Regions from separate parts of the Homo sapiens genome. Here regions 1 and 3 are each linked to region 2. A link is a loop called in an ENCODE intact Hi-C map of the cell type or tissue named here. Cell type or tissue: A673. All regions are shown on one strand. Each heading gives the region's core, and the rest is flanking DNA. Links, peaks and the distances in the headings are about the cores only.

Evidence for each region. Hi-C counts contacts between places; a loop is a spot of excess contacts. Peaks named below come from ENCODE experiments on the same cell type or tissue, not always from the same donor. Only the 100,000 strongest peaks of a DNase experiment are listed, where the experiment ranks them.
Region 1: it touches region 2 in a loop (4-fold over the local background); 1 of 110 quality-filtered maps calls a loop at or near these places.
Region 3: it touches region 2 in a loop (6-fold over the local background); 1 of 110 quality-filtered maps calls a loop at or near these places.

What each region holds. Positions count from the first base shown.
Region 1 is chr12:65,959,773-65,962,965 of GRCh38, reverse strand. All of the region lies in intron 4 of HMGA2 (high mobility group AT-hook 2), which reads right to left. Among named protein-coding and RNA genes, the nearest start is that of HMGA2-AS2, 13 kb to the right of the region's middle. In A673, for the core only: no CTCF peak of the experiment used is centred there; DNase peaks (open chromatin) are centred at 1,075 and 1,945; H3K4me3 peaks cover 1,291 bases; H3K27ac peaks cover 2,396 bases.
Region 2 is chr12:66,064,404-66,068,144 of GRCh38, reverse strand. It overlaps the pseudogene RNA5SP362. Among named protein-coding and RNA genes, the nearest start is that of LINC02425, 35 kb to the right of the region's middle. RefSeq lists an enhancer at 1,382-1,491. In A673, for the core only: a CTCF peak has its summit at 1,743; DNase peaks (open chromatin) are centred at 964, 1,604, 2,344, 3,014 and 1 weaker place; H3K27ac peaks cover 2,500 bases.
Region 3 is chr12:65,654,968-65,658,160 of GRCh38, reverse strand. No RefSeq gene overlaps it. Among named protein-coding and RNA genes, the nearest start is that of MSRB3-AS1, 14 kb to the right of the region's middle. RefSeq lists an enhancer at 536-1,735. In A673, for the core only: no CTCF peak of the experiment used is centred there; a DNase peak (open chromatin) is centred at 1,080; H3K27ac peaks cover 847 bases.

The DNA.
Region 1 (3,193 bases), core at 72-2,571, 100 kb after region 2:
CAGGGCAATGCACGCTTACTCACCAATTAGAAAAAAAGTAGGAATGGATAAATTTTTCCCGACAGCATGCCATTCATCAGTTTTAAAAACCGGCACACAAGAAAAATAGAGTTAGGGGGATCCTTTCTTAAGGTATAAATGAACCCACCCTCCAGATACTGGTAATAATAGCTGGTATTTTTAGAGTGCTTACCAGATGCTTAGGCACCTTCTGTTAATATTCCTGTTTTACATCTGAGAAAACCAAGGCACAGACAAGTAATGTGCCCAAAATTACAGGGTGTGTGGGACCAGGATTTGGGTCGGGTTGGTACTGGTGCCAACACCTGTGTGTGACCCCTACACCACTGTGCAGAGGCAGTGTGAGAGCAGGGGCAGAGCTGACAACGAGCCTTCCCAAATCCATTTCCTCCCCCTTGTATTTATTAAAGCACATTTTGAGACAGTGACCCAAGTTCGGCGTTAACTGCTCAATCTCAATACTAATCCGCATCGACCAAACATTTGATGGTGGGCTAGCCAAGCAGAGAAAATCTAATATATATGTTTTTGCAAGGCCCCCTCTTCATATAAATCTAACTCCTCCTTCCCTTTTCCTTTTTCTGATTCCTTATGGCTCTGGAATTTGTTGGGGTTTCTGCGAGCCGGCTTGAGCCGCAAAGTTCTCTTTCCTTTTGCTTATTTAACAAATGTGCAGTACCTTTCAGGACATGGGTGGTAAAGCGGAGACAATAAACATTTCCGATAAAAGCGTCGTTAGTGAGAGGATGATTTTTATCAAATGCTGCACATTGTCTCATAAGACGGCATGTGAAAAAGATCTGGGGGAAGAGGTAAACATTTACTCCTGCAGCAGACCGAGCCCCTTTAAGAATGGCCAGCTTAAAACAGCTTATAACAGTCTTCATACTTTAATAGATTTGATTTTCCACATGGCTTCATTTTGTCTGGGTGGCTAACCGACACAATTTATACCTCTCTTCCTTTCCCAGGTCACTACAGTACACCATTCAGTAAAGCATGCCTTAAAGCTTGTCTGCATTATATGACCAAACTTCCATTCATTAGTGTTTGAAACACTTCAGCTGTGAAGGGGCTCCTAAATGCTACCATGTGTGATGCTTTTGCGTAAAAGCAGCAAATGGGAGAAAAAAACCCCACAAGAATGGGCACTCACACATTCACATGAATGCACACACACACACATACACACACACACACACACACTCTATCCTGGGCTTTAATCACAGGCCACTGCATACTTCAAACCCTTTGCAAAAGGTTTCAAATATTCTCTTTCCCCCCGAAGACTGAGCGAGCTGTAAATCCTGGGAATAAACACACATACAAATGAATGGATTACAGCTTGAAAAATATAACCACGGCAGCATCAAGTCATGAGATTTCACACCGGTTTTGTTTAGTCTGCTTTGGGTTTTGTGGGAAAAGTGGAACGTATGAGGCTACCTCCCCTTTAACTCCCAACCCCCAAACTGTGGGCTTCACATATTTAAGCAGCAGGTTTATACCTCTTGACTAGGCAACAGGCCATGACCCTGAGATTCTCTGTGGAGCCCTGGCCACAAAGGAGGATGTAGCATGATCAAAGCCATGGGCAGACGAAAGAGAGACGAGCCAAAGATCAGCTGCCCTGTGACCCTGTCCTTTCACTTAATATTTAAATTCCAGAAAGTCACTAAGCTGTTAGGCAGATACACACCTCGTTTGTCCCCAGATGATTCACTTCTCATTCTGACATGAGGTGTGGACTTAGGTGACTACTCTGAAACAGACCACGGCATAAAAGCCAGCAAGTATATTTTATTCCTTCTTACGGTTAAAAAATTGATAGAACTCAGTCAAGCTGGCAAACCTCCTGGATTGTGCTGTAATTATTCAATTTCTAACTGTTTGATTTTTCTATACTATCCGGAAACCAAGGTACTTTCAAATCCGGAAGGAAACAGAATTTTCAGGCCATGAACTTAACAAAGACCTTGTACTAGATGGAATGTGATCAGCTTTTCAAAACATTCCCAGAAACTTTGCTTGATGTGAGCTGCTGAAACTCCTGAATTCCAACCCTTTAGACACAATTCAGATGAAAATGGTGGTAGGTCATATTGTTTCCTTAACTGTCCTTAAGACAATGTGGATAAGACAATGTGGATAGTTGTTTTATTAATGTATCTTTCTGCTGACCTTAGAATTCTACTAGTAACTATCAGTTAGTACTGGGAACATGACTAGGATGTCAGAGGGTGGAAGTCTCACTTCATTAAAGGTTTGGAGGCAATGTGGCTCTCACATGCTCAGAATGATGGTTTTCTCAAATGTCTAGTTAGTGGAGAGCTCTCTCTTCTTGGCATAGCCCTGGCTGGCCACCCTTCAAAGGAAGGAATGGTTCCCAAAGGGTTGATGTGGTGGGGCAGGTGGCTTTTCCCACCTCTGCAAACCTCAGCTCTCACCTTCCCAGTGACTTGGTCTTTGGTTACATGTGCGGATTCTGTACGACAAGTGTGCATTCAATGAAGAGAAGAAAAATCCTCCCTGTCAGGAATGAGGTTGGAAAACCCATTCTCAGCTCTCCTAAGTGTCATGGTTCGGCCAGACTTAACACAGGGTGCTTCTGTGGTGCAAAGAGGGAACAGAAACAGGTGACATGGAGAATAAGCAGCTGGCTCCGACATCCCCAAAGAGTCCTGTTTCTGTAACTGAGGAGTTGGTAGGGACCCCTGAGCTTCGATCATCTTTAATAACTTAAAAGACATGGATGGGGCCAGGTATGGTGGCTTACGCCTGTAATCCCAGCACTTTGGGAGGCCTAGGCAGGCGGATCACGAGGTCAGGAGATCGAGACCATCCTGGCTAACACGGTGAAACCCCATCTCTACTAAAAATACAAAAAATTAGCCAGGCGTGGTGGCGGGCACCTGAAGTCCCAGCTACTTGGGAGGCTGCGGCAGGAGAATGCTGTGAACCCAGGAAGCAGAGCTTGCAGTGAGCCGAGATGGTGCCACTGCACTCCAGCCTGGGCGACAGAGCAAGACTCCGTCTCAAATAAAAAGAAAAAAAAAGAAAAAAAGACATGGCCGTGTGTTATAGACAATAGCTTTTACCTTGACATGTTTTTAAAAAATTGCTTCTCATTTGTCACCTAATGGTCAAAGGACCTTTGAGCTTGTGTAGCTCC
Region 2 (3,741 bases), core at 593-3,092:
TACATATTTGTGTATATATTGTGTATATAATATATACATATTTGTGTATATATTGTATATATAATATATACATATTTGTGTATATATTGTATATATAATATATACATATTTGTGTATATATGTTTATATGTAATATATAAATACGCATATATAATATATGTGTATATATGTATATTTATGTGTGTGTATATATATAGAGAGAGAGAAAGAGAAAGTAATTCTTGATTGCTGAAAATGTCAAATCCTAGAAAATGTGACATTCCTACACGTGGTAACATTGTTCTCAAACAGTTGTTAGCTGAAGATTAATTTGATGAATCTGACTTTTTTCTGAAATAGACTATTTCAATGAATCAGACAATTCTGATGTTAGTTCTGTTTAGAAATAACTCCAAGAACAGTTTTTATATTTTATTTTCACATTGAAAATCAGTCAGATTTTCTTCAGCCTCAAGGAGTGTGTTTATGTAAAATTAAATGAGTGCTGGCAGAAAGCTGCACTTTTTTTTTTCTAAGTGGAGAAAGGGTTAAGGCTCTTTCCCTGTAAAATGTCTTCCCCTGACACGTTAACTTATTAAAAAATATGTTCTTCCTTCATAAAAATCTTTCCTGAACCTTCTAACTTGGTGGGATTTTTTTCTTTCTTTTATTTATCTGTTCTTTTATAATTTATGCCATACAGTTAGAAGTCACACTTGATGGCAGGTTTATCTTAGTCATCTTTGTACACCCAGCACACATGTCACAGGTTCTTAATAAACAGCTCCTGCAAAGGACTGAGTTGAATTTACTTTGCTTACCACTACTACAGATACGACCTATCAAGCATGGTGCCTGCTCTGGGAAGTCTTAGACACATGTTGAACGAGAGAAGACATTCAGAATTAATTAGATAGCCAATAAGAGCCTGTGAAAAGGTCCAAATTAGTGCTACAGACAGTGAGGACTAAATGAGTCCTTGGAGGACTGCATTTCATCTGATAGACTTGAATTTGGTCTTGGTGAATGGATTCCTTCCTTCCTTCCTTCCTTCCTTCCTTCCTTCCTTCCTTCCTTCCTTCCTTCCTTTTTAGCTAAACGCCCCAAGTTCCTTTAACCATCCCTCATATGACATCATTTCTAGATCCTTCCTCATTCTGATGGCCTCTGAGGACTTGCTCTACCTAGATGAGGTACCCTTTTTAAGTGCATCTCCAGAGTTGAGCACACTGCTCCAGATATATTTCCAGGCCAGAGGGCAATGGGACACAACCCTACCTCCCTTGTCCTGAATTTCTGCTTCTGTGAAGGCAGTCTGAGACCACACTGACTGCTGGCTTTTACAGACAGATGAACATGTGAACATTCCTGCCACTTTGCATACTGTGAGCACTTTGAAACTGTGGTTCTCCGCAGGCTTTTATGAGCACTAATTAATTAAGCATCACTACACCTTGGTGAGGATTGGGGAATCACTTCTTTTAGCATGGAATCACAGGCTGTTCCTGCATGGAATCCTAATATCATGCCCAGCTTTGAGACAGAGGGCTAAGACTATTGTATTCAATTGAAACTGCAGGGGGTATTTTAGGGAGGCAGAATGTAATTACTTTAGTTGGACTCCGGCCAGGATTCTGGAGTTAACACAACTGCTCTTAGAAAGTCTGCCATAAGATCTCTGGTGACCACAAATGGTTAGGTCTGTGGTTTTAAGTTTCATACAAAAGGTAAACAGCTCAGTGCAGACAGTGCCCCCTAACACCACGCGGGGCATCGATTCACATGGACCCGGAGAGGAGAGGCCACCTACTGAATGCGAAACACCATCTCCTGAAGTACCTACTTGTTCCTGGGAGGTCTCTCATCCTTGCACCAAAGCAGGCCAGCACTTACTTAGCTAGAAAGAACTGACAGGCTCACAGCACAGAGTGGTATGGCTGCCAGACTAAATTATGTGCTTGTCATTTTTCTCTGTGTTGTCCAAGATTCCAGCAACAAAACAGTAGGGAACTCCCCATACACATTTTTGCTCAAAACACATTGGTTTCTCCTCTCTGTAAAGTTCCTGGATCCCACAGTCCAAGTTAAACACAACTGGAATTTCCCTATAAGTCAAAAACAATATTAATTCTGAGCCCGCATATTTTTCTTTCTGTAGGGTATGTACACATTTAAACCCAGCACATGTTGCAGACAATCTGCAAATGGTAAAAAGCTCTGGAGGAACAAATAAAAAAGGAGAAATGCAAGAAAACATATTTTTAACAAGAGAGCAGAGGAGATTTGGTGGGATGTCTGACCCAGGAATGAGAATTTTCCTCTGTGGTCTGTTGAAGGAAGAGCAAAGGCTGGCATTATGCCACAGATTGATGGTTGGAGGTTTCTCTACTACACAAATCTTCAATGATGGTTCTTTCTCGGTGAGAAGCGAGGAGATTCTGGTAGACTATTAGCATGGCACATAGTTGAACTAATGAGTCCCTGACTCTGGCTATAAAGGAGATACTGACATCCCTGTTTATCTGAAGTCTCAAGACCACCATAGTCATCTTTTTCAAATTAAAATGGCAATACAAAGTTTTGTAAATGTTAGCTCTTCTAATTGACAGTGGCTTGTATAATTAAAATAAAGTCACTACTATTTTCTCTTGTTTTCTTTTTTATCACTGAAAGTTCATTTTTCAATAACTCAGACAAGGTCTTCATTTTTATGAAGACCCATGCTGACCCCTAAATATCTGATTTTTTTTTCAGTTAATGTTTGTGCCCATCTGGTTTGAATTTAGCATTCTTATGAGTCATTTCACTGTGATAGGAACACTCTGCTGTAGAAAACTTCTGTTAATATTTTAACATTTTAAATCAAACACCGCATAGAGCATTACCTAAGTCTCCTTGCAATTATGGAAAATCGTACCCTCTATTTGTTCGTGGTTCCTGCCTTTGCATTTATTTTCTTTAAATTGAACATAGTACATGGTAAATAAGTGCATATCCCATATGTGTGTTCAAATGCTTTACCATCTTGGGTCAACGTAGACTTTTGCAGCTTCCGAGCCTTCTGGAGGCAGCCTTTGCCTGAGGAAGGCTGAATAATTCTATAGGAAGTCAGATGGTCTTCACTTCTCATGGCTGACAACCTACTTAAAAGGGCTCGATTTATTTTTCGATCAACATTGACTTTATAACGTACATTTTATTACCCAAATTTCCTGATTTTGAAGCTTGAACTCATTTTCCTTTTACTGCTGGGCAACATTTCTCAAGGTAGTCTTTAAGGCGACACGAAGGAGGAAAAAAAATGCCAGAAATCTCTTTAAGAAAATACAGCAGTGTCTCCTCCACCTTCTTAAGCGAATGGATGGTTCCCAGGGAGGCTAGATTTGGTTGTGTACTTAGTCTGTAAATTGAATCTGCACATGGGATGGACATAATTTTACTTAAAAAAATAAAAAGAGGATTTTGAATTATTATTTGTCTATATTAAAAGTGAAGTAAGCATGCCTTAACTAGCCAAGCCATTTTGTCCTTTATTTGCTATATGTAAAATATTTCATCCTAACTTTGGAAGAAAAAAAATCTCCGTGGTTTAAATCAAGTGCTTCAGTAAGGAGCAGGTCATTTTTGAGGTATGTATGAGTTCTACACTTCACCAAAGATATAAATGAGCTCCTGCTCTGAATGAATAATAGGATTTCACTCCCCTGTTCCCCCATTAAAGTTTCTTGAGTTTATTTCCTAATCTGCAGGACTAAAGCTTAA
Region 3 (3,193 bases), core at 72-2,571, 410 kb after region 2:
AGGTCTCCCATTCAGATTGGGTTATAGTATGTTGAATAGCTCTGCTAAACATCCAAATAGAGGTGTTGCATAGACTGTTGAATATTCAAGTCTAGAGTTCAGAGATGCCTGGGCTGGAGATATAAATTTGAGTGTCATCCTGAAATTGGTTGTGATTGCAAGGAAGTGTGTGTTTCCAGAGAAAAGAGGAGAACCAAGGATTCTGCCTTTGGGGTGGTGATGGGGGTTGGGCTCCAACATTAAGAGTCTGATTGCCAGGACTCTAAACCACAGTCCAGGATTCATTGCCAGGTCCTATTAGTTCTAGCTCTATGCCCACTGATCTTGCTTTCATTCTGGCTGTACCCCATCTGCCTCTTGGATGACGATGATAGGCTCCTAACTGGTCTGCCTTCCACATCTTACTTTGCCCTCATCTAATTTCTCCTCAACTCTGGTGCAAAAGGTCTCATTTCACCCCTCTGTGGAAACAATTCAGGGCTCCTCCTGGATCTCAGGATAAAGCCCAAACTCTGTAGCTTGGCACACAGGTTCTTTAAGATCTAGCTCTTGACTGCTCTTTCCAATCTTATCCCTTATACTCTCCCTACAAATTCCCATAATCTGAACTTCAGTCACACTGGGCTATCTAAATAAGTACCACTATCTCCATAAGTGGAATACAAGGTAGACATCCTGTAAGTATTTGTTGAATAAATAAATAAATAAATAAATGTTCACTTTTAGAATGCTGAAATTGAGGTCAGTGGCATGTCTTTAATCTGGAAAAAACAAACCCATATGTTTATTGTATCCCTACTTAGACCAAAAAAGGGGCACTGTAGGTCTCTAAAAATAGGAGTTGCAAACTAGTCTAGACCAGTTTAATTATAATTCTGCAAAAAGCTGGGAAGAGGTGACTTCAGAAATGTACATTTCAAAGCACTGGTTACATGTTTCCGGTGTTACTCGCTCCATATTAAAACTCTGAGCAGCTGGGTGCCACATTACTGAATTTTAAAAGCTGCACTTCGGTGATCCATAGCAAAAGAGCCTATGAGTCAGGTGATGATCCATTCATCAGTCATAGGAAACATGAGGCACTGAAAATTTAATACAAAACCCCAAACCCACAAAAACTATCCACAGTTTCCTAACACAGGGGATGTGACTCATATCTCAGCAGGGGTACACATACCTTATTATAGTCACAAAAGAAAATGTTTCTCAAACAAAATTTTCCCCCCAACATCATTTGCACAGGGCAGTAATTTGGTGAAAATCTTTTGAAACTTACAAAGTAATTTATTTCTTTGTGGTTGGCCCATATTGCTATGCTTGGTTCTTACCACAATGACTCTTAATTTAGGGAACAAAATGATGGCAATTAATCCTTTAACTATATTCAGCTGAATCCAGAGTCAAATTGAGAAGGGATGGAAAGAAAAAGCCCTTGGTTGACCTAACCTCTGGACCTCCCAGAAAGTGCTCCCACACTCTAGGGATGCCCCCACCAATACCCAGAGAGAAGAGGTCCTGAGCCGGCCATCCCAGTCTCAAGTGGATTCCCATTAATGCACTGCTTTTCTTGATGATAGATAGGGAGGAGGAGAAAAGGAAGGGGTGTTGCTAATAGAGAGACATCACAAAATACATGTTTAGTACTAATCTGAATGTATAGGAGAGAACTTTTTCTTAAATACATCTTTAAAGTTGCGGTGCAGATTTGATGATTTTGTTCATAAAGGACAAGAGAAATAAATGAGTGAGTAGCATAGAGACCTCACTTACATGTCCACTCAGTTATTCAGCAATAATTAATTACATGTCTATTATGTGCCAGAGATTTCATAACAAATGGACTAGAACATGAGCCATGCCCTAGAGAAATCTCCTATCTAGTGTACATGAGACAGCCCTATAATCAAGAAATTATAGTGATATGATAGAATATTCATGCAGGAGCCTTACAAAAACATACAGTGTAAAAGTATCTAACTCTGCCCAAAGGTTAGGAGGGTCCAATCTGTAGGCAATTTTTGTAAGTTGAGTCTTGCAGCATAAATCTTGAGTTGTCTTAGAATACAAAACAGAGAAAGGAATTCGAGGCAGGGAGAACAATATATGCAAAAGTCGGGAGATAAAATGGCATAAATTGAATTCCACATACCAGATTCAGGGGTTTCAGAATATATTTGATACTGACTTCTTTTGACTGAACATTCTTTGAAGGTGTTTTGAGGCTGAGGTTATGAAAACAAACCTTCAAATGGGAACAGTAACATTAATGCATTTTTGTAAAAAAATGTTTTCTGAAGCAATTTTTCTTAAATCTTGATTGGTTTCTTGAACAGTTTAACAATTTCCAGTTTTTCCTTTTAAAATTTTATTTAAATTTTCATTGGGATCAATTCTTTCTTCTCTGGGTAAACATTTACAAAATTTGATTCATCAGTCAGTTTTCTGATCCTAATGATTCACAGATTGCAGTTTTTGCTAGTAAGAGTTGTGTGAGGGGAAAGTGGGAACAATTATTTCAATAAATTCAATATCCCAGGGACAAATTTTATAATTCTAAGTCTTACGGAGTATCACTTTAACTGTTGTTGATTTTAATTTGTGGTATTTCTTTTAATAATATTCATTAAAATTGAGTAAAAGATAGATAGCCATTTTTTAGTTAATCAGCCAGTCAGACTGAGAGAAGTTCTCTTGAATAGTCCGGAATTGCACTGTTATATTTTTCTTCTAGTTTTTTGATAAGCCTGTGTTCACTAACTGTCTTTGCTACTGCAATAGCAAATGATAAATGTTGTAAACAAAATGTCCTGCTTCAGATAGAGCCCATCCACGATGAGTCACATCCCTGCTTCTACCTATCAGATTAACCCCACAGACCAACTACAAAACACCAGTGTGCTTTTTGGAAATGCTAGGATCTCCCAGAACGTAGTCACTCAATTAAACAGCGTATACTGCTAGCAAAAGGATTCTTTAAGACCATATCAGTGACGATTTAGTCTTGAACTCGGCATTTCATTCTTCCTTGGTTCTCTGGATTCCATCCGTAAGCTCCAGGTGCCATTTGAATCAGTACCTTTCTGTGTTGAATGTATCTGTGTCAAGTTCAATTCTTCCTTATCATCTGCTTTGTTCAGGCTGTTTTCGTTGATTGATTTCTTAGGCCTCAACGTTTCCAGCTGTACTACTTTTC